4 separate regions of the Homo sapiens genome follow, and all the other regions are linked to region 2. A link is a loop called in an ENCODE intact Hi-C map of the cell type or tissue named here. Cell type or tissue: mammary epithelial cell. All regions are shown on one strand. Each heading gives the region's core, and the rest is flanking DNA. Links, peaks and the distances in the headings are about the cores only.

Region 1 (5,913 bases), core at 356-5,355, 1.1 Mb before region 2:
AAATGAGGATTCTTATTCCATAGGTATGGGATAGGACCTGGCATTCTGCATTTCTAAGGAGCTCCCAGATGATGCTGATGTTGCTGGCTTGTTGAGCATACTATGAATAGCAAGGATCCAGAAGACTTTTTTTTTTTTTTTTTGAGATGGAGTCTCACTCTCTTGCCCAGGCTGGAGTGCAGTGCGTGATCTCTGCTCACTGCTACCTCTGCCTCCCGGGTTCAAGAGATTCTCTTGCCTCAGTCTCCCGAGTAGCTGGGATTACAGGCACCCACCACCATGCCCAGCAATTTTTTTTTGTATTTTTAATAGAGATGGGGTTTCACCATGTTGGCCAGGCTGGTCTGGAACTCCTGACCTCAGGTGATCCATCCGCCTTGGCCTCCCAAAGTGCTGGGATTACAGGCGTGAGCCACCGTGCCTGGCCAGGACCCAGAAGACTTCTAAAAACCCTCATGAATTTAAGCAAAATGTTCACTTTAACATTTCTTTATGAGCCAGTTTGCATAAAGCTAGGCCAATTACTTAACTGCTTCAGGGTTAGGGACTAACTCTTCCATTAAACCTAAGATGTCATTGATGGTTACATGAGTCATTATTTTATGTTCTGCTAAGAGGGGAAAATGCTGACAAACTGTAATGTATCCTGATTTCAGAAATGTTAAAATAGGAGTTTTAGAACTGAAGGCATATGGTGGCTTCTCTGACTCCTTTCCAGTTTCTACACTGAGGATTTACTCTATCCTAGGTATTTTTTTCTATGAGGTATGTGCTGTGATGATCCCGTTTGACAGAGGCCTGCTGTGGCTAGATTACCTATGTGGCACAGCTGGAACCTGAACCCAGGTGCTTGTGACTGGAGAGCCCACATGCTCAGCCTCTGCCCCACAGGAAGGGCTACTGTCCCCAAGGAAAACATTCCCCTGTGCTGCCTCCTGTGGCACTCACTTACGGTGAATGCCTCTGTATTAGCGACCTACAATAGCATCTGTGCCTGCTGTGTTTATTTCCTTGTTACATACATCTTCTTTGAACCTGGCATCTTGTATTCATCACTCTACTGAAGTGACTGTCTTGAACTCAGCAATGACCTTTTTACTGCCAAATGCAGCAATCCTTTCAGTCTGAATTTTTCTTGACCTCGTCTCCATCTGACATGTCCTATCATCCTCTCCTTGAAACTCCTCTCCTGTGTTTCTGAATAGCTTGCTTTTTATGTCTGATGCGTTTCTGACTATGAGAAAATCATACTTCAGTTAACATATTTATCCCCAGCTCTTTCCTCGGTGAATTAGAGGACTCCAGGCAGTCTCCAGATCCTCACTGAATGAAAGTGAGGAATTTGGGGGTGCAGTACAAATTACTGCTTTGAAATCATGAGTCTTGCTTGAACCTTTTCTGCTCCCACTCTCTGTGTATTTTTATCATTGAGTTTAGTGTTATATTCTAATTATGTTCACTTGTCTTTGTATCCTAGATGAGTGAGATCCTTGTGGGTAGGGACTGTGTTTTATTTATTTTTGTTCCTCCAACCCCTGTCCAATGCCTAGCACATAAACGATTCAACATTGCTGAGGCACAACCACAATCCACTATTTTAGTGGCAGAAGAAGTCATTTCCCGATATCTGTATTGTGTTGCAAGGAAATCTCACTTAGGAGGTCTCAAGCCCTAGGAACAGATCAATCAGAAAGGGAGGTGGGGAGGTGATGTCCTTTCTCCGTTTTATATGGAGACTTAACTGGTCCCAGATTGAAATTACTCTTATTATTTTTTTTTTGCAGAAAAATTAGAAGTCCTAATTTCTTCACGTATGGGGGTAAAATGAACCTTGTATAGAGGACAAAGTCTTCTATGGAAACAAACAACAAACAAGGGCCTTCCTATGCCATTTTAAAAAACAACTCAAGGGTCAAGGACTATAGGGTTAAAGGTACATGCCAAGAAATGATTATTTAGGAGTTTGAAGAGGTTAATCTCTGAAATGTCCACTTGTCCTCCCTAAGGAGCTTCTTCCTCTCACTTGATGACAGTCCTAAACCCATTTCCCTATCAGTCTTAAGGTGATGTGAACCTGGAGAAAATTTGTTCTATTTTTTTTTCTCTTATGGGCTAGCATGTCAGTTTCTTATCACGTGCTGTTTGCTGAGTCACTTTGGTTAGATTTGAGTCAGTTCACTGTCTGCTTCTGAAGCAAGTTGTGTCAAGCCACAGTTATTGGCAATTCGGCCATGTAACAAAGCCGTTTTTTAAGAAAAATCAAAGTAAATGTTTTCAAAAGAGGAAAATGACATAATTGACCCTACCATAAATAATTTTACTGCTTGATTTTAGAGTCCATTACTTATTTCTGATTTTGTTTATCAAATGATTTGTGTTCAACCCGAACAGTACTTTTCTGAAGCCACTAATTTATCACTTGTGGCAGAGCCGTGGTTGCAGAATGTTTAAAACAACCGAGGTAGCTGCAGAGGCCATCAAGAGGCAGTGTGGCAGGGGGGCCGATAGAGGGCGCTGGGCTATTTGTGATAAATTTCCAGAGGCCGGAGCAGCCTGTTTACCAGCCTTCAGATGAAAAAAAAAGCAGAACACAGCTTTTAAAAACAAAAAAAAACAAAAAAAAAAAAACCTCACTAATTCTGAGACACAATGGAATAAAAAAAACATGGAAATGAAAAAATTCATCAGCTATCTCTTAGGTCTGAATTCTACGCAAAGAAAGTTTTCAACGCTGGCTGCTGATCAGTTACAAAGGGCTGACACCACCTAATGTGCATGCACTCTCTGTTTCCCTGATACATTTCAGTTTGCCCAGTGGCGATGGTGGAAGTACTTAAATTACCCAAAGGCCGGCTTTGGAAAGTAATATGACTTAACTTTGTGGAAGACTTTGGAATAAAAGAAATGCTGATGATACAATATCTAGTTTTGAGTGAACATTTTGCTTCCCCCGCTGGAATTCTGATTCTTTCTCTCCCTAGCTTCCTCAGTTTCTTACTTTCTATTTTCCTTCAGAGGTTGAAGTGGGCCCTGTTTCTACAGTCTTTGGGGGAACTGAAGACTTACCCTTTAGGGTTAATTTATGCTCTGCTATTCCTTTCCTCGGTATCTTTGGATACGAGGCTTGCCTTTTGTCCCCTGTCTTATTTCCACTCCTCTCCCCAGAGATCTGTTGGAATGGTTAGGGGAAGGTGGGAGAGGGAGGAAGCTGGTGCAGTGGGGATTGACTGAGTTTGGAAGACATCTTCAGCAGCTTTCTGGTCACATGGGCTCCTCTCAGCTCCCACAACTGCTTTAGGCATATGGCCGAACTGTATGCTTCTGTATTCTAGCCCTGGAACTCACTCACTCTTTATTCTCTACACCTCTCCTCAATAGGTTTCCAGTCCTCTGGTATTTGTTTCAGATTTATCTCTTTGGGTAATGTATGACTGTTACAGCTGGTTGGGTAAGTAGGTGATTTTCACTGCCATGGGTCTAAAGCATCTCGTAAAAAAAACAACTTACAGATACATTATCTAAGAAAAGCAAAAACAAGTAATTATGTCAGGACTTGTAAATTTGTTATAGCAATATAAAAGTGCTCTTAAGCAGGGCATGCTTAAGCTCTTCCTTCTGAATTCATCTGCACTTGAAAAAAATAAGCCAAACTCACCTGTTTTGAGGCAATTAAAAAATGCCTAAACTCTCACTCAAATTACGACTTCAGTGGATTCTTGGGCTTGAGTTCTTTTAGGATAATAATGTATCTGTGATTTTGAAAAGAGTCATATGTGTTAGAACAAGAAGGTTGTAAGAGAATGTATTCATGTGAAACTAGCAGCAGATATGCCGGCCAGGCAAGTCAGCTGAAACAGAGGCAGAGAGTATCTGTAAAGGAGAATGTGTGAAAAGGTGAATGAGGCCTTTGAGGATCCAGCAACAAAAGGAATGAGGATAGGGAAAAGCAAAGAAGAGATGTAGAGTGAGATTTATTTGTTTTAGAGAACTTATCTTAGAGCATACCTACAAAATAATTATAAGAAAAATAATTTATGGAACATGTAAATAAATATGAAGGGCCAAAAAAAAAAAAAGATAACAATTGCTCCTTTCTCCCAAGGAAGAAATAGATAAAGAAAACAAAGTAGTGCTTTTATTTATTTTATTATTTATTTATTTATTTTTAGAGACAGGGTCTTGCTTCATTACCCAGGCTGGAGTCCTGGTCCACAAAACCATCCTTTCCTCTTAGAGGACTCTCGGCCTGTGATGGGAAGGGCTGCCATGAAGTTCTCTGAAGTGCCTTTGAGGCCTTTTCCTAATTGTCTTACATATTAGCCCTTGGCTCCGTTTTAGTTAAGCAAATATCTGTAGCAAGTGGTTGCTTCACAGCCTGCTTGAATTCCTCTCCTTAAAATGCTTTTGTTTTCTGTACCACATGCCTAGGCAGCAAACTTTCCAAATTTTTATGCTCTGCTTCCCCTTTAAATATACTTCCAGCTTTAAGTTAGCTCTTTGCTCATGCCTCCGAGCATAGGTTGTTAGAGGCAGCCAGGCCACATTGTAAATGCTTTGCTACTTAGAAATTTCTTCCACAAAATACCCTAAATCTTCACTCTGAAGTTCAAACTTCCACAGAGACCTAGGGCAGGGGCACAATGCAGCCAAGTTCTTTGCTAAGGCATAAAGTGCATGACCTTTGCTCTAGTTTCCAATAAGTTTCACATTTCCATCTGAGACCTTGTCAGCCTGGCCTTCACTATCCATATCACTATCAGCATTTTGGTCACAACCATTTAACCAGTCTCTAAGAAGTCGCAAACTTTCCCTAATTTTTCTGTCTTCTGAGCACTCAAACTCTTCCAACCTCTTCTTGTTGCCTGTTCTAAAGGTGCTTTCACATTTTCGGGTATCTTTATAGCAATGCCCCAATCCTTGGTAAGAATTTTCTGTATTAGGCTGTTCAGGCACTGCTATAAAGAAATACCAGAGACTGGGTAATTTGTGAGAAAAGAGGTTTAATTGGCTCACGGTTCTGCAGGCTGTATAGGAAGCATAGCAGCATCTGCTTCTGAAGAGGCCTCAGGAAGCTTCCAATTATGGCAGAAGGCAAAAGGGGAGCAAGCACATAAAGTGGTAAGAACAGAAGAAAGAGAGAGTGAGGGGGGAGGTGTCACACATTTAAATGACCAGATGTTGCAAAACTCACTATCGTGAAGACAGCACCAAGCCATGAATCATCTGCCCTCATGACCCAAACGCCTCCCATCAGGCCCCACCTCCAGCATTGGAGATTACAATTCAACATGAGATTTGGTTGGGGACAAACATCCAAACTATATCACTCCTTATTCTCAATAGAATACCATTTTGGACTCATCTTTTACTAATAATCACCATGTGCCAGTTGTGTCAGTTTGATGTATGGTCTGGCCCATGTAGTAGGAGGACAGCCATAGAAAGCCTTGTTCTGACTTGAGTCTATTGCTGTAAGACAGGGGAGCCTCAGCAACCTCCCAGTGGCATTATCAACAGGACCCCTAAGCCTGTCTCCGGCATTAATATGGTTTGGCTGTTTCCCCACCCAAATCTCATCTTGAACTATAGTTCCCATAATCCCCATGGAGGGACCCTGTGGGAGGTAATTGAATCATGGGAATGGGTTCTCATGAGATCTGATGGTTTTATAAGGGGCTTTCCTCCCGCTTCACTCTGCACTTCTCCTTGCTGCCACCATGTGAAAAAGGGTGTGTTTGCTTCCCTTTCTGCCATGATTGATGGTTTCCTGAGGCCTCCCCAGCCATGCTGAACTGTGAGTCAATTAAACCTCTTTCCTTTATAAAATACCCAGTCTCGGGTATGTCTTTATTAGCAGCATGAGAACGGACTAATACAGGTATGGTTGTTGCAGGTGTTAGTATCTTATAGATA
Region 2 (5,913 bases), core at 509-5,508:
ATGCGTGGAATTTTAAAACAAATGATTTCCTCATTTTGTTTACGGCCTAAGTGCTCCAGATAGCTACCATTTGGCAAAAATGAGGTTTATAGTTTTCAAAGAGCAGGGTGGTGATTTACTTTACAGTATGCATAAATGACAATTTAAAGCCCACTTACCTCTATTGCATTTGAACTTTTTAATCATAAGAAAGTGGGAACAACAATAATTAAAAGCCAGGGTCCTAGAGCTTTGGCATTAACTCTGTGTTAACACTAAAAATCTATTAAATATTTTATATATACAAAAATGTAGTACTTTCTCATTCTCGTTTCTCCCCTCCAGAAAATCTCATTTAATATAGACATATGCACATTTAATTTATTGACAATTTAACCCACTTTTATGAAAAGTATTGATGAGCAAAAGGTGGTAAGATGATTTTCTAAAAATCATTAAGTTTTTTATTAATTTCAAAATTATATAAACTTACAATTTTAGCTTCTTAAAGAAATGCAGAGTATTTTAAAACTAATCTTTATAAGCATTACCCACCCTCAAACCTCTTTCCTGTTTTTCCTTAAAAGCCTAACGAGGAAAATTGATTTTTAAGTGTTGTCATCTCCGTCTAGGTACTAAAGACAGCCAACATTACTATTGTTGTATATCTGTCTTACTCTTGATGATACAAGTATATTGATGATGTAATTGCAGAAGTTAGGGTTTACTCATGCTGTTGGACCAAAGGGATTTTTTTAGACTGCCTCCTTGAGCACCACAGAACAGTTGTAAAACAGAACCAAGCACACAATTTAAGCAATTCATCTCTTGAAAGTAAATCTGCAGGATCTTCTTCTTGAAGAACTGATGAAGAGCTAGAAATAAAAAAATCATTGGTAAAGCTTCTTTTGCTTCAGACTGGATGCTGAGCTGGAAAAACACTTGGGTGACACACTAGTGTATGACATCTTGGCTTTTAACCCTTTCCTAGAAGCCCTCAACTTTTGTTCTCTGTTGAGCTCTATTTTTTTCTTCCAAAATTCCGAGGGGTTATGGAATATCCCAGCCTTTCATCTCAACCCTATTTGTCCCTATGTAGATATTCTCCTGAAAGTTGACTGGAAACTAAGCAGTCATTTATCATTCTGAATTCTTTTTTTAAAAGCAATGACTGAGAAGTCATGATGCTCCATAGAATCATGTACATTATAAAAACAGGAGAGCCGAGATTTTACAAATATATCTGCTACGCTAAGAGAACCCCATGGTTGTGATTTCCAAGTGCAAACAAAAAGAAGGGACAGGAAAATACAGACAGAAAATCGCATGCAGATGAAGCAGTGCGTGCAACGGAGGAAAGAACATACCTGAGGAATTCTCCTTTAAAAAAAAATGTGCACGCCAACTGGGTTGTTCTTCCCCTCCTTTTGGAGTGTATGTGTTTTCCTTTTAGGAACACCACTTGCAATTGTGTTTCTAGTCTCGTTTCCTTTTTTCAATCACAAATAGTTAGAACAGGAGTGGAAGCTGCGTCCCAGGGATCCGACTCGTGCAATCAGGCATGCCTTGGTCTGCAACGGTGTCTGTTCTTTTCTTGTCAATTCTATCGCACTCCCGGGTAGCCTCCGAAGCAATTCTACAACTTAGCTGCTGGCAAGAAACTGCCTTTCACTCTTCTCATTGCCAAATACCTTCCGCGGCTCATTTCTCATCTCTTTCTCCCAGAAAGCAAAATGGGATCTCTCCCGTGTGTTGAGGAGCGCCCAGGCTCATCAACATTTGAGGGTGAGGAGCAGCCGGGCTGAGTGCGTGCTGGGAACTTCACACATCGCCGGCTGCGGCTGAGTCTTTTCTGAATGCAGCACCGGCACTGCGATCCCCAGCCTCCTCCACCGAGAGCGCCCGGGCTCCCTCTCCTGCCGCCGTAGCACGGCGTAGCTCCGAGAGGGTGAGCTACAGCCCCTGCTCACAGGAGACGCACTGTAGCCACTGCCAGGTGTGGCCTTCACCACCGCACTGACAACTAACTGTGTGGGACACAGCTTCATCGCTGGGAGACGCCTGAATGCCAGAGCTTCCTCAGCCTATCTTCCCTTTATCGCTGGATGATGACCTAGGAGACAGTCATGGCCAATTCTGCCAGTGGAATAGCGTGGATAATACTAAATTACCCATGTTATTCAACAATGACTGTTTTAGATGTACTTGACTGTACTTGGAATTATGAAAGTATACCGCACACAGTATCATTCCCTATTAGCCACCAAATGCAGCTAACAGGACCCTGTATTTAAATAGAGGAGATACTGATATCCCATCCCAGTTGGTTTTTCCTCTTATTTTTGTGGAAAACCATTTGAAGGTGATTCCTGAACAATTTCAATTAATGACACATGCATAAATCAAAGTGGGAAATGATGGGTAACTTACAGTGATGCAAAGGTTTTTCTTCTCACTTAGGAATAATGTCTTTTCATTTGATGTTAACATTTTAAAGATCTGGCTGGGAATTGAATGGACTTGCTTTCTCTTTTAGTTTTGCTGAGTAGAGGAGGTGGGGGGAGTAACAGTTCCCACTTTCCATCAATAAAGCATTTTCAATCCTCTAATCCTCCTGTTGAAACAAATAAAAAAGTACTGAATCTTAAAATACAGCCTTAAAGCAGCTTGAGGCCTGAAATAATTTGGAGGTTTTAAGCTACATCTGCTCTACTGCTTACTTAAAATTTTACTTTTCTTTGCTTTTTAGAAAATGGAAGGATATTTCCAGGACTGAAGAACGTCAACTAGCAGCTGTGGTTAAACAGTATAGGAAGCATATATACAGATTTGTATGGCATTTTTCAGTACATGGAGGGATGAATATGTCTTGACTGACATTAGAATTGACTCCACCTAAATATTCAATAATAATAGTTGCCATCAAAATAAACAGTTAAACCGGATATAGCATTTTGTGGCAAAACTTGTGGCAAAACATTTCACCTACCGTATGTGACAACCAATAAATAACCTCTCCATGATGTTTAAAAAAGTGTCCCCAAATGTGACACAATATATATGTTGGGTACTAGCAGCTGAGCCCTCCCCATTCCCAGCTATCAGCCCCACCTTTAATTCAGAGCAGCACAGCTTCCCTTACCCGCTGCTTAAGTGACTGTTAATGGACCTGAGCAGCTGCTCAAGGTCTAATGATCTGCATCAGGGGCAAGTACCAGGGCAGTCTTATTCCTGCCTTCACTCATCACGGGAGTGGCAGGCAGGACAAAGCTCTGCTGCCCCCGGCTGTAACACTGGAGAGTAGCACAGGAAAACCGGTTAGACCTAGAAGCACCTGATAGGGCGAAACTTGACTTTTTTATACAGAAAAACTCATGCTAGCCAATACACTATTTTGAAGAACGTGTTTTAATACATAGAGAAAAGAACACCTATTCACTGAATCTGTTTTCACTTTTTGGTGTGAAATAACCACTGCAAAGTACAGAAGCTGTGGTCAGCTGAGAGACCCTAGCACCCAGAATAAGGTAAATGTGCATACGTCTTCAGTAAATTTGGATTTAATGTCAGTGATGTAAATGTTTAAACCTACAGAAGGAAATAAATGAAAGATGATTCTAACCATGAGCGGTCTATAAAACATGTATGTAGGAAAATTAGCCAGACTTGGTGGCGGGTGCCTGTAATCCCAGCTACTCAGGAGGCTGAGGCAGTAGAATCACTTGAACCTGGAAGGCGGAGGTTGTAGTGAGCCAAGATCGCGCCATTGCACTCCAGCCTGGGCGACAGAGCAAGACTGAAAAAAAAAAAAAAAAAAGAGAGAGAGAGAGAGAGAGAAAGAAGAAAAAAAAACACCATGTATGTAGTGCCATGAAAAGTTTGAAAATATTGCTCTAATTCAAATATTCTCGTAGAGGAAATGAATCACACCAGGGGTGGTAATCATTAGTTTTTATTGGAAAGAAGAAATAATGTTTCATGAATGCTTCGATGCCAGCATGTGTGTTTTAATGAATGCAGTGCTAAGCTCTAATAATCAGGATTCTGGTCATATATTTCAAAATGGAAATTGTTTACATCTCTGAAAGTGGCAGGAAACATGTATGTGAGGGACTCTGGCTGCTAATAAAATATGTTGCCGTTAGAGTGACAGAGCTTTATGACTTTATTGACCTGCAGGGACATCAAAATCCCTAGTAGAAATGTTTTGGCTTTTGACGAGTAGTTTTCACTACTGAGTACCTGATTTGAATAATGTGTAATTACAACGATGAGATTTCAACAGTAAGAGCCACATTCTTATCAGTAAGATGCATTCTGTTTCTACGGAGCTTTTCAAAGTCTTGAATTAATAACATTAAACAACACAGGATAAGAAGTAATTTCTATTTATACACTCACCCCATCCATAGGTACATGCCTCAAAACTTATAGATGGTTGGATTAAATAATAAGATCATTTCTCCTCCAAATGCTTCAGCAGTCATTTCAGAAAGAATAAAACCTCTAGGGTACCATTCACCTCTCATACCCCAAGACATAAGCTGAGCCAGATCATTTGTCTCATTTATGGTTCAGGTGGAAGAAAAGCAAGGAACCTGGGTCACTGCTTATTTTTTAGTACAGTAGTAGTGAAGCTTGACTAAACCAAAAGAATCAAGTAAAGGGGTCATTCTTGTAGAATTGTGTCATGGCCTGTATATCTGGCTTTAAGCAATAGAGGAATCCTTGAAAAAGCATAAACCAATCCTGTGTGCATGGAATTGTGTTTTCAGTGTTTTAGAAAACCTCGATCTTTATTTTAGGGAATTGGTAACCAACCATTGAACCTCACTATTATATTTTTTAAAAAACAATACTCTGACCAATCATTGGCTCTCTGTTTCCATGCAAATGGATTGGCAAAATGGATTAGTTGTCCAGATAATTACGGAGAAAAATATGATTATGTTTAAAACAGCAAGTTGGCATTTCTAGCTCTATATAAGTAAATAATGTATAGGAGAACGACTATTTGGAAATAAACCATCTTATGCAATTTGGAAAGATGTGCCTAGCATAGATTACATGGTAGTAAAACACACGTTAAGTTCTGTTCTTAAATTAAAGCTTTCCATTAAAGTATGGGTCACTTTAAAATGGCACTTTTGAGTAGAATTGACAGTATGTAACTTTAGAGACTAGGCCACATAAGGTACTGCCACTTCCTGTTTGCCCACTCTGGTTTGCTCACTCTGGAGGAAGTTAGTTGCCATGTCATGAGGATACTCAAGCAGCCTAGGGGGAAGTCCACGTGGCAAGGAACTAAGGACTCCTGCCAACAGCCAGACACAAACTGTGACCTCCTGCCAACAGGCATGCGAATGAGCCATTTTAGAAGCTGACCCTCTAACCATGTTCAAGCTTTCAAATGACTGCAACCACTGCTGACATGCTAAATGCAACCACATGAGAAACCCTGAGGCAGAAAAACCCAGGTAAGCTATTCTCGAATTTCTGGCCCACAGGAACTGTGAGATAATAAATGTTCATTGTTTAAATGAAAAAAAAAAAAAAGTGCTTTTGACTTTTCCAACTGAGGAATGAGATTATTTTTCAACTGTGGGATTTAAATGCATCTAAGTGATTTAAGAAGTAAAATTTTAGGCTCAACAAATTCTGTCACAAGATATGGATGCTGTACTTCTCCAGTCAGTATTGGCAGTGCCTTCTAAGCGCTTTCATAAATCTCTGTTGTGGCACTGATTTATTATACAGTATGCTAACTACTATTTTACTCATCTGCCTGATTTTCCTTGCTGGACTGCGAGCTCCTTGAGGGCAGAGACCATGGTTCATTCATTTTTATATCACCAATGCCCAGCTGAAGGCTAGACTCATAAAAGGTAGGTTGATGAGTGAGTGAATAATAGTGTGCTTGCTTAGTAAAGCACA
Region 3 (5,913 bases), core at 548-5,547, 1.2 Mb before region 2:
CCTGTGAATATGTGTGCACTCCATTTGATTACATCTAATGTTCTCCCTAAATAAAGAGTACAATTAATTCATTAGAGGATGGTTTGTTTCCAGGGGTAAGTGCCAGTTTATGATGATTCCATCAACACTTGCACCACATTAATTTATTTCCAATTTAATCAGTGTTTAAATTGAACTGGGATCAGGCAGAACAAAACACATGGTTTTGCATAATTATAATGGAGCAAATGGAAATAGTCATAGCACTTCAGCATTAGAAACCTCACTGCAGAAGCACAGATGGGTTAGGAGATGTTGATTAAAAAAGATGTCTAGGAATAAATCCTCTGTAAGCACTGTATTAAAATCCAAGTGCCTGCAGGACAAGCGACTTTGCATTAATTACTAAAAAATTTCTTATTCTGGGTATAGCTTTCTGTAGAAATCCTACAGATTGAGTAAACTGTGGAGGCACTCCTTTTCATGCTCCATTTAACTTAAATTATTAGCTGGTTCAGAAAGTTGTTTCTTCCCAGACTTGTCTAGGAAGTTCAATATTTAGCAATTACCCCTTTGTGCTTCTCGAACCTTCTCCAAGCCAGTGTCGTTGAAGGACAGATTTGCCATGTGGGAAGGTGGGCTACCTTGGAAAACAGATTTTTGGTTCGGAGCTTGTCTGAAACTCTCTAGATTAAGAATTGTGGCCGGGCGCAGTGGCTCGCGCCTGTAATCCCAGCACTTTGGGAGACCGAGGTGGGCGGATCACCTGAGGTTGGGAGTTCGAGACCAGCCTGACCAACATGGAGAAACCCCATCTCTACTAAAAATAGGAAATTAGCTGGGTGTGGTGGCACATGCCTGTAATCCCAGCTACTCGGGAGGCTGAGGCAGGAGAATCACTGGAACCCAGGAGGCAGAGATTGTGTTGAGCCGAGATTGCTCCATTGCACTCCAGCCTGGGCAACAAGAGCAAAACTCCATCTCAAAAAAAAAAAAAAAAAAAAAAAAGAGAGAGAGAAAGAAAAAAAAAGAATTGCACTGGATGGGTTTGCTCCTTCAAAACTAACAGGAGAGAGAGGCTGAACAAATGGTGTTCTTCAGGCAAGGGGCTTCCTGACGTGTAGTCATTTGTTAACTGCCCGAGTTTTGGTCTTAGAATTTCTTTTCCCTCTCCTCCTCTTCCTTCTTAATAAATCATCACAAATACAGTTGAAGTCTCCCCTTCCACACTGTGTTCCATTTCTCTCCATTCAGAGAACCCCTAGAGAACCACCCCCTTTTTTTAAATTAAAATTTATTTTGAAATAATTTCAAACTTAGAGAAAAATCACAAGGACTGCACAAAGAACTCCCCATATCCCCTTTAAAGGAATAATGATAATAATAAAGTGTTTTTAATTCCTGGCATGTATTTTATTGGAGGCATTTCTGTGATTGGAACGGGAGTTGAGGCAATGTCAGATGTATTATAACAAAGTAAATTCCTTAAATTGTCGCGCAGTGAAACATTAACAGCAGTAACTACCCTTTCAAATTCCTTTTAGTTTTCAATAGAAAGGGCCAGAAAGTGCCTTTACATTTTTGTCTTGGAACAACTCTGCAATTTCATCTTGATTTAATATTTCTAGTAATAAAGCATCTTCCGACTCCACATTCTTATCTCTGGGCAGACATTTTATTCTTAAGAATTGTAGTGATTGATAAGAAGCTAAATGGAAATGATTAACGTGTCAATGATTAATAATTATAACAACATTCAAACACTTAGAAATTATAGTATTTCATCAGATGTCTTTTTAAAGAGGCATTTCTGGCCAGTTGTGGTGGCTGACCTTTGGGAGGCTGAGACGGCTGGATCACTTGAGGTCAGGAGTTCGAGGTGAGACTGGCCAACATGATGAAAACCCTTCTCTACTAAAAAAAAAAAAATACAAAAATTAGCCGGGCATGATGGCAGGCACCTGTAATCCCAGCTACTCAGGAGGCTGAGACACGAGAACCACTTGAACCTGGGAGGCAGAGATTGCAGTGAACTGAGATTGTGCCACTGCACTCCAGCCTGGGGTGACAGAGCGAGACTCAGTCTCCAAAAAAAAAAAAAAAAAAAAAAAAAAAAAAAAAAAGAGGCATTTCTGTGAGAAGAGCAGCAGGTAGGCAAGCCAACTTTCCCAGGGCCTATAGCCCCTTTTCCCCGATTGTAGAGCATCCTTCCTTTGGTCCCCTGTGAGGGGCCAGCAGATTTCTCTGCTCTCTGCGGTGGGGGTGGTGGGTGGGGGGAGAACCACTCTTCTGAAGTGGATATTTACCTTTTCAGGCGTGTTTTCATAATTTAGCTTCGTCAGTCTATATCCACAAACAATATATTATATTATTTTGCAAGTACTTATACTTTTAAAAAATGATCTCATGTGAGGATGTCCTATTGTATCATATTTTTTCACGAAACATTATTATTGTTATATCCATGTTGTGCATACAGGTAGACTTAGCTTATTAATTTAAATGAGGTATAATATTCCATCATATAAATGTACCACAAGTTGTTATCCATTTGCTGAGTGTTAATTTTCCATTAAATAAATGCCTGCTTTCTCACAATTACAATTAGTGAAGATCCTTTCATCTGTGGTTTTGCTGGGATTTGAACTTGAGATCATCTGACCAGTAAGCCCGTGCTTTCCTCATTATATTAAGATTGCCTCTCAAGTAATAGACTTCTATCATAATCCAGGTTGATTTGGTGGAACACATTAGCTAAGTATTTAAATTTGGTAATGCCATTTTCTCTCCAGACAGAAACACTTTACTTATTTCACCAGACATGAAAAGTGGATTTAGTGTCTCAGGGTAAGTTGTCGACTATAGCAGCCACTAGCCCACACGTGGTAACTGAGTGCTTAAAAAGCGGCTAATTACGTGTGTGTGTGTTTAAATATACCTTTCCCCATGGTGCTGAGATGTGTTTTAATTGTAAAAATATATACCAGATTTTGATGGAAAAAGTGTGTAAAATATCATTAATTTTTGGTATTGAAATAATATTTTGGATATATACGTTTAAATAAAAATGTAGCCAGGCGTGGTGGCTCTCACCTGTAATCCCAGCACTTTGGGAGGCCAAGGTGGAGGATTGCTCGAGCCCAGGAGTTTGACACTAGCCTGGGCAACATGGCGAAACCGTCTCTACTAAAAATAGAAAAATTAGCAGGGCGTGGTGTCATGCGCCTGTAGTCCCAGCTACTCGGGAGGCTGAGGTGGGAGGATCACCTGAGCCTGGGACTTGGAGGTTGGAGTGAGCCGAGATCACGTCAGGCCGCTGCACTCCAGCCTGGGCCACAGAGCGAGACCCTGTCCCAAACAAAGTAATGAAAATTGATTTCATCCATTTCTTTCTACTTTGTTAATGTAGCTTCTTGAAAACTTAGCTACATATTGTGGCTATTGGATAGTGCTAGTGAGGGATTTATTAGGTTGAAATGATCAAGTATGTGCTTCTGGGTGCCAGGTGGGGGCAGCAGAGAGTTGCTAGAATCAGGACTCCTAAAGGTGCTGTCCTACCAATCCTAGAGGCTCAGAAAGACAGGATGTCAGTCAGCAAAGGGGTTAAATGGGAACGTAGTCAACAAGGACCCAAGGATCAAATCCTGCATCCTGGTTGAGAGGGATTACAGCTAGGGCCACCTAGAGGAGAGGGGCTGCTTAACAAATGAAACCTCTAATAAAGCACAGTTTTGAAGTCACACAATTCTGTGTTTGAATTTTGACTTTGTTAACTTGGGTAAGTTATTTGACCTCTGCAAATCTCAGTTTTCACATCTGTAAATTGGAGATGATAGTACATATTTATATTTTTTGTTGATGCATGTAAAGAGGTTATCACATATATTGAATATTTTCCATTTTTATTTTCCTTATTTTAATGTGTCATTGAGAAGGCATAAGAAGGTATAAGAAGGTACCTCTTGCCTTTTGAAGCAGTAGACTCAGGCTGCAGGTCTTACCACATATGGGTTTAAAGTGACTCACATAAGGCTCACCATTTCTTATCCACTTTACATCTTCAGGTAGAGATGAGAAAGTTCTCTATTTGGAATGGTATTCCTTGTACATTGGAGTTCTTACTGTTTTATCTCTTGCCAAACAAAAGCCTTAAATAAATTTCTTTTTTTTTGGCTCTCAGCTGGGTAATGCATGCATTTGTTCATCACAGAAGTTGCCCCGTCCTGTGTTAAGCAAGCCTTAGGGATGCAGAGATGAATGAAATGTAGTCAAAATACCTACAGCTAGGTGAAAGAGCTAGATGAAGGTCACCTAGCTATGACACAGTGTGACAGGCACCAAAGTCAAGTTATGAGAAAGTTAATTCCATGGGGAGGGCAGCGAGGGTTTCAGCGATGGCCTTGAAAAGGAGAGGACGTTATTGAGCTCCTCATCATCCCATTTTCTAAAATTCCCAGTCTTCCAAGTTTCAATGACTTTCATCTCTACCAATCACCAGCAAAGCGACAGGCTAGAATGCATCACCAATAGAAACTGCTTTATTTTTTAAGTCCTGAGCTCTGATTTTTCTCTCAGTACTGCCCAATATCTCTTATCCTCCTAACTCTGTTTAGGAAACTTTTATTGAGCAGTTTATAAGTACAAAGATGGTGTTTCTTCATAGGCATGGGCCTTCACACTCTTGCTATGATTCTTCTTACTGCATTGATTGCCTCCACACAGACCTCAGGAAACTGAATAGTGTTTCTTCCTGTTTGCTCTCTAGGTAGAAGACAGTAGACATGGCTCTGTCCAGAATTATTGCTTAGATCATTTTCCCTTTCCACGGAGTTCCAGATGTGTCAATTTGGAATGCTGTTCTTTTTTGAAATATTTGCAATTTAAATATATAATTAAAAGCTAATGATCGGGCATCTGCTTATAATAGGAGAATTTGGTTCTGCAGGTTTCTGTTAGACTGCAGTCATATTATTGACAACACTGGCATTCTGAAGAAAAGCCTTCCAATATGGCTTCAGGTTGTAAACCATTAGGTTGGTACTATTCTTTAATGAAGTGGTCTCTAAAGTGGGATGTGGCTATTCAGGGGCTTGCAAGGTAATTCAAAGGGATTCAGAAAGAAAACATTAAGCTATTATTTATATTTAGCTTTTAATCATCCTTTTATAACATATATGTTTTGTGTATGCTTTGTAATGTTTGTGCCACAATACAAGTATATAATAAATGTACATATACTAAGGGTGAGCAAAATTTTTTAGTGATGGGGCACACATAATCAAAGAATTCTGTAGACAACTAACTGCCCTAATGTGTTAGAATTTTTGTGATTTCTAGTGACAGAAACCCAACTCAAAAGAGCTTCTAGAAAGAAGGCACTTATTGGCATTCCATACTGAAAAGACCAGATGTGCAGTTAGCCTCAGGTACGAGGGGCCAGACACTTTGTGGTGTTGTCAGGGTGCACACACTCTGTCCGTCAGCTGTGTATGTGGGGAAAGATGGCAAATTGAGCTCTGAACTCACACTCTTCCAACTTACCACCCAGTGGCAAGAGACTCTCTTCCTTGGCATTCCAGACTGATTGGTATGAGTGGGTCCCATTCTCGTATCTGAACCAATCACTGTGGTCAGTGGGAATGGAATATTCAGGTTATCTGGATTGATCCTGTTCTTAGGGAAAGGAAGCAATATGGTTTGGCTCTGTGTCCCCACCCAAATCTCACCTTGAATTGTAATAATCCTCACGTGTCAAGGGTGGGACCAGGTGGAGGTCATTGAATCATGGCAGCGATTTCCCCCATGCTGTTCTCGTGTTAATGAGCGAGTCTCACGAGATCTGATGGTTTTATAAGCATCTGGCATTTCTTGTGCTGGCACATTCTCTCTCCTGCCGTCCTGAGGAGGTGCTTTCCGCCATGATTGTAATTTTTC
Region 4 (5,913 bases), core at 620-5,619, 290 kb before region 2:
GCTCAGAAAGCTGAATTTTACACCATATGGATCTGAGTCAACAGGGATCTGCAGACTCCCAGTTTGGCCAGGGACAGTACTAGCGTGTTGATCTTTTTCTGCTTTCAAAATAGGTGGTCTACACAAGGGGTACATCCAAGAAGTGAGGGAATGAACCAAGTAGAGATAGATTGGCATTTTAGTTTTCGGATCTTGAAAATGCTGCTAGATCAGTTGGTTGTAGTGTAATACTACACTCAGGGGAAATTGCTTCAACCCACAAATGAGTGACTAGCATGCCCCATTAAGACTTCCCTGGTCTCCATTCCACACATGAAACATACAAGTGATAGTTTTAAGATGTTCCAATCATTGATAGACCAATAACCCAGGACTTGTATGGTGCTTTGTAAAGATGAACTGAGCTAATTATTGAAAAACCCAAATAGGTTTCCAGCAGCAAACTGAGTGCTAGAGTTGGGAAACACATGGCCAAGGCTATGATATACCATGGGGAAGTGAAAAACAAGAAAATCTATTGAGTAGTGATCAAGAATCAGATCAGTGTGCAGAGAAGCGAGGAAAGGGAAAAGCGGGGAAAGGAGGGAGATAGGGACACAGTGAAAGGAGTGTGTGTGCAAATGGAAAGATGGAAAAACAGATATAGGTGAATAAACTCTCAGAGAAGAAGAGAGGAATAAACAAGCATAATCATTTCTGCCCTTGGGACAATTTGTTTGGCTTTTCCTGGTTTCTGCAAGGACTTTCTGTTCTCATATATTAAAATTTGTCCTCACCTAATCCGTTTTCCATGTACTAGTTTAATTGTAGAGGGTTCTCTTTCCTCTGACTGAGACAGATTCCTGCAGAACAGTCCTTTTTACCCACAAAGATTGCTGTTTGTACCCCCAACTGCTCCCTAAAGATCTGGGAGATTTTATTTAAGTTCTGTTTGGTTCTCAATTTAAAACTAAGTCAAGTTCATAGCACCTTGCACCCCTGCCTATGGAATATTACAGTGATAGCTCTAAACATGCATCTTGATTTGATATTTTCTAGTTTACTGACTGTGAATTAATTCTCTTTGGTGACCCTAAGTTTATATTTTATGACATTCAATTTAGATCTCTCCATAACTCCTTCCGCTATTTATTATAAAACCCTTAGATTCTAGTGAGAAGCAGTGATAATGTAAATTCTGTTCTGTTGGCTTCGCTGTATGTGGATAGGTAATGGCTCAATCTCATTTAGCAAGCGAACAGTAGAATTGGTTATTATTATTTTCCTGCTGCTAGACATAATCACAATGTAGGCAATGATTAGAAAAAAAAGAGAAATAAATAAATAAATAAATTCTAATCCCATAAAGTGTGACTAAACTCCTTGCTTTAGAAACTGTGGAACCATCTTCTGTGACAAATGACTTGCTGATGTTGGTACCATCACTGTAAAATGGCTCAGACAACTGAGGAAATACTCCCTTCCCACATAGCCTAGGAAAAGACTGCTGGTAATCTAGGCAATAAATCAGATGCATGATTATGTTCAGGCTGTCATTTTAAAATATTAGTCTGCTGTGCTATCAAAATATTTTAAATATGGTATTAAATAAATTATCTTTTATAGAGCTTAGTTTATGCTTAACTGATACTCAGCCCCGGCTGAGCAGCACATGGCACGGTGGAGAGCCATGGGCCTGAGGCACTCTGCGCACCACATCTGGGTAGCTAGGAATTGAACGTGGCTGCCATATACTTCAAAAGGTCCAAAACAATCATGCTTCTAAACTACAGCATTATGAGTTTAGTGTTACTGTCTGTCAAGATGGGGAATAACTTTTAGCACATTTCCCATGGCGAAACTGAGATTCAAAGAGGTTAAGGATTGGTCCAGAAACATGTTAGACCCAGAATAGTACTGGTATTCAGGTTTATAATCTTGTTGGCCAGAGAGCTTTTTGTATAACGTGGAATCACTCTTTAAGTCAATACTTTCCATGGTACTTAACTACAGTGCTTTACATATAACGGTCACTCAGGAAATTAGGTGGAATTAAATGGATACTCCAAGAAGTAAGTGGAGCTGATTGTCCAGTCGGTTACATACGTAGAATACTTAACTACCATTCCCATGCCTATTCAATGCTACTATAAATGAGGACACATTTGCACTCCTATCACAGGCATTTTGTTGACTAGACTTTCATTAACTTAATTCTTTACTCCAATGGTTAATATCTATTAAAAACAGATTAAGTAACACATATCTACTATCAGCTTTATGACCTACCTCAACTCTTGCAGGGAGTCAGCATGAAATTTGTTTTTATTTCAGAAGTTTGCAAAAAGGAGGCACCAAGGCCTCAACTATAGAGTCCTCAGAGAACAGCATCAACATATGAAGAAAATGTCATCTCCTAACTCTCAAATTTCTTATTCAAACTGGCAGACCATACTGGCATTTTCTCTCTATAACTCACTGAGAGAGACTTACTTGTTTTCCTCCTGAGGGAATGGTTTATGATAAGCATAAGACATTTCATTAACAGTAGCAAAGGAAAGTGAAATTGAAGGTCATAATTAATTATGAAATGATCAACTATACAATTCAGTATCAAAGAGCAAAGATAACCAGCACCTTAGATTTATATGACACTTTATCATTTTCAAAGTGCTTTCATATGTGTTATCTTAATTAATCTTCACGTGATATTTTAGGAATTAAACATTTGTTTACAACCCCTTGTAACTCAGATTTCTGTAAGGGCTTAATTGGTTATGCCTCTGTTCTCTCCAAATGCTGTCCAGAGTGCCCCATTCTGAAATCACACAACATCTATAGTATTTTAAAGATTATAAATTCAAACTCTTTGTTTTAAAGTAAGATAAATAAAATTAAAATTGAAATTATTTAGCATTAAAATCTCTAGAGGGCATTAAAGTGCAATTAATGGGGGGATAATTAAGGCCAAATCCCAAAGTTGAAAAATTATTTCAACTACCTTTTCATTTTACCAGTTTTGTGATTGCTTGCCTTGTTTAGGTCTGCAGCAATTTTTCAAGTGAAGAGTTTGGATGTAGGGGGAAAAAAAATCACACTTCCCAATTTCTGCTTGTATCTTATTTGTGGCTTCACAACAGGGCACTACTTTGTAGTGTCGAATGTACTACAACCCATCTGAGCTTTGATTTTCTCATCAGTGAAGTGAGCAAGTTGGACAAAACTATCTCTCAGATCCATTTCCCAGTCTCAGTTCTCTGATTCTTATTTTAGTAGAATTTTTTTTTTCTTTTTACAGCAACCTATTCATTGGTTCTCCCTTGGCCTCACTATTCAAGTTGGAACTTTTTTGGCATGGGACTATTACTGTCATATTTAGTGTAAAGACCTGAAGCTCAGCACAAAGATATAATCATGTTATTAATGCTAATAATAATACAGCTATCATTTTTAACACTTAACAAGTTCTATGAAATTCATATATAGTATCTACCTCAAAAAACACAACAATTCTGTGAGGTATGTATTATTATCCCTATTTTTCATATTAGACAAGCTAAAGCTCAGAAGTTAAAGTCACACTATTAATAAAACATCTTATTTTCAGAATGTCAGTATATATTTTTCCACCCCAGTTCACAGGGCAGAACTGTCAGGGGAGGGGAAGGTATGGATGAGTTCATCTGTGATGTGTATACATTTTTCAACGTCTGAACATAAATTCACTGTGAACTCATTTCTTTCTGCAAAAGAGAACCGTTTATAAAGAAAAGGTAACTCTGCAATTCTCATGCCATTTTTATGATAAATGAAAACATGCACTGGTAGCTTCAAAATAGTATTTCTGGAGCCAGTGATATAGAACCTGTATAATAAGAATAAAATCTCAGAATTCAGGAAACTGATGACAGAAAGAACTAATGTTAAAAAAGTTGGCATTTAAAAAGGAGACAAATAGAAAAGAATTACAAGTGTAGCTTCACTTAAAGTTAATAAATATTTTATCAGTAAAGTGGAAAATATTTTGAAATATTATGTACTTATATATAGTTCATGCATGGCCAGGTACAGTGTTAAATTTGAATTTCTTCTTTGAAATGATGTTTAAAAAATACATATATTGTTACTGCCAGTACAGATAGAGCCTCCTATCAAAAGGAAACCAGGCACACAACATGGAAAATTATATGAAAACTGCCAATAATAATACAGATAATTCATAGTTTAATGGTCCATTCCGGTGTGTACTTCTGTGTACTTTCCCCATGAACTATGATGCATTTTAGCCAGTCTGGTGGGAACAAGCACTAGCCCTGGTCTGGATGAGCACTGCGAATTGTCACATCAAGTACTTGGGTGGTCCTAGGTAGTTTTATCACATGCATCATTATTTGGCTGCACTTATCATTACTCAGTTGATTTCTCAAGGAGGACCCTTTGAAGGATTAAAATAATACAATAAATATTTCTATTTTATTTTACTGATTACAACTGGATCAATATTTCTAGAAATTTTATTCTCTTTGACATGCCCTATGTTGGCTCTCATACTGTTTTATTTTGTTTTTGGCTTATCAATCAAATTCAGGTTTCCAGACTTTCTATTCTAGTCAAGAGGGATTAACAGGGACCAGAGATACCCTCCCACATAAAAAAATCAAGCAGTGAGCAAAATATATCAAAGAGTGGTTTTCAATATAATGGAGATATGTCAGTGATGAACAGTGATCCCTGAGAGAGAGAAAAACAAAGAAAGAAAGAAAGTGAGCCCTATGATTACTTCAGCTTATTGCCTTGAGGGAGTTTTCCAATCATTGTGCAAGGAATAGAAACCAAGGTAGATAGTTTGCTGCACGTTGTGCACATGTACTCTAAAACTTAAAGTATAATAATAATAAAATAAAATAAAAAATTAAAAAAAAAAAGAAACCAAGGTAGAGTCCATTAGACTCTTTGAGTTGAAAGACAGAATTGAAAGTTGGGGAAGACCAAGGCAGCTAGAGGTCACAGGGCATAATATCAAAAATAAAAGAGCTGAACAGAAGGAAGATTTCAACAATCTGCACAGGGGTCCCCTTGAGAAATGAGTTGAGTAATGATAAGTGCATGCACATAAAGAAACTGCCCAAGGCCAGATTAAGATTTAAAAGTTTGATGCAATAGTGCCCAACACACAGCCAGTCCTAGAAATCATACTAATTTCTACTGGGCAGAAGACAAAACCTCCTAATTCATGAGTTAGTAGGAAGAGTATGCTGAAGAGTCTTGCCTTCATTATATGGGGAATAATTAGCCTGAAATTGAGCACTATTTCATTCCCATTTAACACATTTGAAAAGCAAGATCCAAAGCACAAAAATATTTCCATGTAACTTAAGTATGTCCAGAACTAAGCTCAATAATACCTATAGGATGCTACGATATCCAGCAAGCAACAAAGTAACATTTGCAATGTCTGCAATTCAAGCTAAAATTACCAGGCAAGCAAAGTAGCAGAAAAATGTAATGCATAATGAGGAGAAAAATCCATCAATCAAAAGTGACCAAGATTGGACATAGATGTTAGAATTGGTAGGGAAGGACATCAAAACAGTTATCATAAATACTGCATGTTTTCAAAAATTTAAGTTGAGGCATGGAAGATGCAAAGACCCAGTTAGGATTTCCTAGGATGGAAAAGAAAATGCCTAATATGAAAATTACAGTGGCTTAGATTTTAGCAGGTTAGACATTACAGAAGCAAAGCTTAGTGAATTTAAACACACACAATGGAAGCAATCCAAAGTGAAATACAGAAGAAAAAAATAAGAAAAAAAAAATTAAGTAAAGTTGGGGGGTGGGGCGCAAGTGGAGGGAGAGCATTAGGACAAATACCTAATGCATGCTGGGCTTAAAACCTAGATGATGGGTTGATAGGTGCAGCAAACCACCATG

Evidence for each region. A loop is a pair of places that touch in the nucleus more often than their neighbours do. Peaks named below come from ENCODE experiments on the same cell type or tissue, not always from the same donor. Only the 100,000 strongest peaks of a DNase experiment are listed, where the experiment ranks them.
Region 1: it touches region 2 in a loop (7-fold over the local background); 19 of 110 quality-filtered maps call a loop at or near these places.
Region 3: a loop joins it to region 2, with 8 times the contacts of the local background. A loop is called at or near these places in 18 of 110 quality-filtered maps.
Region 4: a loop joins it to region 2, with 14 times the contacts of the local background. A loop is called at or near these places in 5 of 110 quality-filtered maps.

What each region holds. Positions count from the first base shown.
Region 1 is chr15:55,105,649-55,111,561 of GRCh38, reverse strand. No RefSeq gene overlaps it. Among named protein-coding and RNA genes, the nearest start is that of RSL24D1, 88 kb to the left of the region's middle. In mammary epithelial cell, for the core only: a CTCF peak has its summit at 2,486 (motif pointing right); no DNase peak of the experiment used is centred there.
Region 2 is chr15:53,974,361-53,980,273 of GRCh38, reverse strand. It overlaps UNC13C (unc-13 homolog C), which reads right to left and starts at 1,833. Exons shown (of 33, transcript NM_001080534.3): 1 at 1,347-1,833. LOC124903495 (a long non-coding RNA gene) reads left to right here. Exons shown (of 2, transcript XR_007064646.1): 2 at 2,729-2,924. In mammary epithelial cell, for the core only: a CTCF peak has its summit at 3,253; no DNase peak of the experiment used is centred there; H3K4me3 peaks cover 572 bases; H3K27me3 peaks cover 397 bases.
Region 3 is chr15:55,166,130-55,172,042 of GRCh38, reverse strand. No RefSeq gene overlaps it. Among named protein-coding and RNA genes, the nearest start is that of RSL24D1, 28 kb to the left of the region's middle. In mammary epithelial cell, for the core only: a CTCF peak has its summit at 3,503 (motif pointing right); a DNase peak (open chromatin) is centred at 3,522.
Region 4 is chr15:54,268,026-54,273,938 of GRCh38, reverse strand. All of the region lies in intron 10 of UNC13C (unc-13 homolog C), which reads right to left. Among named protein-coding and RNA genes, the nearest start is that of UNC13C, 290 kb to the right of the region's middle. In mammary epithelial cell, for the core only: no CTCF peak of the experiment used is centred there; no DNase peak of the experiment used is centred there.